2 separate regions of the Mus musculus genome follow, and region 1 is linked to region 2. A link is a loop called in an ENCODE intact Hi-C map of the cell type or tissue named here. Cell type or tissue: left cerebral cortex. All regions are shown on one strand.

Region 1 (2,500 bases), 63 kb after region 2:
CTTTTTCTTATTTGCTCTGGATATTTTACAATCTTTTATGTAAGCTTGGGGAGTTTAAAATAAACATCGTATTGACACATGTATTTGTGCCCTTTATTGATCATAAACCAATTAAGGAACCCACAGGATAAGAATCTACTATTAACTGAAATGGATGCATTAGTCAAAGCAAAACAAATTTCTAGGCTCACATTACAAATAAATGTTATAAGCGGAAAATGCCCTCTGGTAGTTGTTGTTGGGTTTTTCCCCTGAAAGTCTGTTTACTTCTTTTATAAGCTACACAGAAGTATTTAAGTGATCATGGGTGATAAATCATTTGCTCACAATGCATGGGCTTCAAACCATGAGATTCTTTTGAGAATCTGTAAGAAACGGCTTCAAAAGCAGCACCTCGAGCTACCAATTATAACAATGCTGACTTTAGTCAGATTTCGGTTTGTCTTTGTCTGCACAATGATGATAATGTCTAATTTGGACTTTCCAATGTAAGCATTGTTACGAAATCCTCTGTAGTCCAAGATTGCCTAGAAATGACAAAAATAACCTTAATTCTTGCAAATCTGAACAACAATATGCAGCATAAAGAGAATAAAAAGTCCATTGCATAACACAGAAGAGCAGGGAACAGCCCAGTCTCCTTCTGTGGAAGAACCCAGCCCTAAAAACAGTCTATTTTATTCAAGTGTACTTTAAAAGCCTCTAATTCACAGCAAATTCCATGAGCAGTTCTGGTATATCCATAGCAGGAGCTCAGAGAGTGTGCAAGGTATTTAAAAGCAGGGGAGGTTGTTGTCACGTTTAAACAAAATTGACCTTTTCACTACGCAGTATGAATATTCCCAGCCCAAACTTGTTTTCTGAATTCAGAGCCTTGTAGGTTTTTGATTTTCAATTAGGGATGCTCAATTGGTACAGTCCATCACAATATTCCAATATACTAATAATACCTGGAACACTTCTTTTTCCCTTTTAGATAAAGCACTTTCAATAGCATTTCATTTATCTGATTATTTTAACATTTAATTCAATACAAGCAAAACTCTATCTAAATGTTGCAAACCTCTTTTCTGCACATTCTAAAAAACTCAGGTCATCCTGCATCAGCGATGCTATCATCCTGGTCAAGACTGTTTCACACATGCACATCCATACCTGCATACACCCCCATAAAGAACTTCACTATCACTCACCAAAATAGCATTTCTTGATCTATTGTGTAAAGAAAATGATTCTCCTATTTATGCTTTATGAATAAGGTATTTTAATACCCACTGTCTCAAGAATTGTACACTATAATCCTTAGTTTAGTTCATTTTAAATAATGTGAGCCCTTCAGTCTTCAGAACATAGATAATGTCATACTTCGTTTCAGTTATCAACTTGACACATCTGGAAAAAGCAAACCTTGGTTGAAAACTTGCCTCCTCAAATTGGCATGAACTCAGGGCTAAAGGAGCATTTTCTTGATTGTGAACTGGTGGAGGAGGGTACATACCACTATCAGTGGTGCTATTCTTAGGTGGGTCTGAGCTGGAGAAGAAAGGTAGCTATGAAAGCCAAAGAAAACAAGCCAGCAAGCAGCGTTCTCCCAAAGGTAAAATTGGAAGCTAAGGACGAAGCCAGCAGAGTGAGTCATGGTGGTGAAGAGAGATTGCATGGTAAATCTCCTTCTCATGGGGGCTTATGAAGAAGTCCTGCCTTTATATTTAAGTATCAAGCATCTCCCCTTTCTATCTGAATCTAATGTCACCATGAGTATAAGGCCACCAAATGACTTTCAAACATGGATTCTACTCAATTAAAGCATCACCAATAACTGCTCAATATTTAACCAGACATTGTTATTTCAAATGTTCTTTTTTTCTCTACCATATCTTCTCTGTAAAAGGCTTTACAATTCTTCTACAGATTATAAGTGATGCTCAGAAGTACCACCATTTAAATATGGATACATCATCTTAGTAAAAATTATTCATACTTTTGTTCATAACATAGAAGGACCTTTTTTAATTAGATATTTTCTTTATTTACATTTCAAATGTTATCCTCTTTCCTAGTTTCCCCTCCAAAACTCCCCTATCCTCTCCCCCTTCCCCTGCCTCCCAACCGCCAACTCCTGATTCATGGCCCTGTAATTCCTCTATACTGGGGCATAGAACCTTCACAGGACCAAAGGCCTATCCTCCCATTGATGACTGACTAGGCGATTCTCTGCTATATATTCAGCTAGAGCCATGAGTACATCCATGTGTTTTCTTTGGTTGGTGGTTTAGTACCAAGGAGCTCTGGGGTACTGGTTAGTTCACATTGTTGTTCCTTCTATGTGGTTGTAAACCCAATCAGCTCCTTGGGAACTTTCTCTAGCTCCTTCATTGGGGACCTTGTGCTCTGTCCAATGGATGGCTGTGAGCATCCACTTCTTCATTAGTCAGGCACTGGTAGGTCTTCTCAGGAGACAACTATATCAGGGTCCTGTCAGCAAGCTCTTGTTGGCATC
Region 2 (2,500 bases):
AGATCAAATAAACCTCTCCTTTTTATAAGTTGATTGTTTCAGGTATTTTGATGTAGTAATGGAAAGAAAACTGATAGTAAGGTTGTTTTCCTGTCTTTACTTTTGGGACCCAGAGGGGATTTATTTTCACAAGGTCACCTAGCTAGTAGATGCCAGATGTGTCTCAAAGTGTGGAACTTTAGCACCATTTCAGCCTGCTTTACTACCTCCTGTTACAGAAGGAAAATAGAATAAAAAATGAAGTGGCTTTCAGTGAAATCTGGATGTTTTAGAATGCCTGATGCCTTAGAAGTATGACAAAAGTTGTTCTAAGTAGTGAACAGAGGAGTAGAAAATTATAACATTGTTCATAAGGAAAACAGATTTTCAAGAAAATCAAATAAAAAGTATACCTTGAGATAAAAAATGCAGTTAGTAAGTGGATGAATAATTACTAAAAAACAAACTGGGATAATTCATGGAAAGAAACAGTAAAAATGATTGGTGTTTCAGATGGAGAACTCTAGAGTTGGAGAGATGTACCCACAGCTATGGAAAGATTGAGAATCCAAGAACCATCTCAGTGAGCTTCAACTCTGAATCCCAGAACAATCTACATCCACAAGCCCAAGGAAGCCAGAAAAGGGTATTGGATCCCCTAAAACTGAAGTTACAGACAGCTCTGAGCCACACGTGGATGCTGGAAACTAAAGGCAGGTTCTCTACAAGAGCAGGGGGAGCTACTAGTTGACGAGCCATCTTTCCAGCCCCTGTAACTGGTTGTAAAACACAAGGAAGTTCAGGAAACTTTGGATTCACTAGGTTGTGATGAAATCCATCTCTCCCCCCTTTATTTCTTAAGGATCCATGGGTGATTTTAAGGTTCTAGCTGTAGGTGGCTGTAAGCCTTGCTGCTTCATAGACCAGAAGCAAGTCCTGTGGACTGTGCAGAAACATAGTTCAGAAAACCTGGGGAGGGTGAAGAGAAAGAATTACAAAAACACAGCAAGGATTCTATTTCTGTCAAGCTGCCCTACATACACATTCATTATAAAATATGCAAAGATGTATGTCCAAGAATAATCACCGAAACAGTGTTTGCAAGAGAAAGCATTCTTCACAGATGGAGGACAGATGTAACGACGATGTCATCCTTATTACTGCCACACAATAGAGAACTTAAAATAATTAAGATCTGACTGATCTGTACCTGCGAAAACACCCTTAAGAAAAACTGTCAAATGATAACACATTTCAGAGAGCAGCCTGATGGCTTGCTGTCTGCCAAAAAGAATGTTTGGATGCACAGTCAATGAACAACTTAAGGCTATATTGGAGTAGGTTGTTGGAGGACTGAAGAGTCAATGAGGGAGAACTGGATGTCTACTCTTAAAATTTCATGCTTTAGTAGTTTTTATTTTGCAATGAGGATCTATCACCTTTAAATAAAGTACTTTTTAAATGCATGAAAGGGTCTGGGGAGATGGCTAGGCAAGGAAAGTGCCTATAACTGTCAGGAACTGAGTTCAGTCCCTGGCATCTATTAGAAGCTAGGAGTGGCATTGTATGCCTATCATCCTGGCGCTTAAGAGGCAGAGGCAGCTGAGCCCTGAGGGTTTCTGGATCAGTCTCGTGAAATCAGCAGGGGTCAGTGAGAGACTAGGTCCCAAAGAATAAGATGGAGAGCTGTAGAAGAAAACATCTGATATTCACCTTTAGCTACTGCACAGGTACACACATGTGCACATGCAAGCATCACCACAGTGCATACGTCCATGCACACTCACAAACAGGCAGACATACACAGACATACACAGACAGACACAGACACATAGACACACAGACACACACAGACACACACACAGACACAGACACACACACAGACACACACACAGACACACACACACACACACACACACATGAATGGATTTCCAGTTGCTTCATTGTTTTATTATGGTCTCTATGAATATCTGGCTCTTAAAATTACTTATAGATGGTATTTTCTAAGGATTTAGGGTCAGAGAACAAAACAGTGAAGTATCAAGTTTAATAGCTATAAAGAAACATTTGGTGCTGGGACTAAGATAGACAAAATGACTTCAGAGAAGCTAGGACATCTTAAAAACCACAGACCATGAGATTCATGCAAAATTCTGCATCTTTGTCATCATCTATCAAGGAATCCCCCTCCACAGAAGACCTGCTTACTGGCAACTTCTCCTTAAACTTCTGTAGCTTTCCTTGCCATGTGCCCTCACTTCTCAGTTCTGTCGCTCCTATACTCCACTGCCTCTGCCCTCTCAGAGTCTCAGGCTTGGATCTGACGAATATACCATGTCTTAGATCCTAACATTATCTAGAAAGTCCAATCACTGAAATCTCTTTCTCTCCTGTTGCTCCAATTCTTCATGCCCTTTTTGGAACTGCCCTATGATTAATTAAATCAAGATAGTCAAACCCTTGATATATTTCTTTTTATTTTAACTTTTTTAATTAGGTATTTTCCTCATTTACATTTCAA

The links. A loop is a pair of places that touch in the nucleus more often than their neighbours do. Peaks named below come from ENCODE experiments on the same cell type or tissue, not always from the same donor. Only the 100,000 strongest peaks of a DNase experiment are listed, where the experiment ranks them.
Region 1: a loop joins it to region 2, with 2.5 times the contacts of the local background. A loop is called at or near these places in 2 of 42 quality-filtered maps.

Annotation. Positions count from the first base shown.
Region 1 is chr2:21,663,996-21,666,495 of GRCm38, reverse strand. The region is part of intron 5 of Gpr158 (G protein-coupled receptor 158); the gene reads right to left. Among named protein-coding and RNA genes, the nearest start is that of Gm39766, 150 kb to the left of the region's middle. In left cerebral cortex, no CTCF peak of the experiment used is centred here; DNase peaks (open chromatin) are centred at 531 and 1,561; H3K27ac peaks cover 1,940 bases.
Region 2 is chr2:21,726,866-21,729,365 of GRCm38, reverse strand. All of the region lies in intron 5 of Gpr158 (G protein-coupled receptor 158), which reads right to left. Among named protein-coding and RNA genes, the nearest start is that of Gm39766, 89 kb to the left of the region's middle. In left cerebral cortex, no CTCF peak of the experiment used is centred here; a DNase peak (open chromatin) is centred at 1,096; H3K27ac peaks cover 1,422 bases.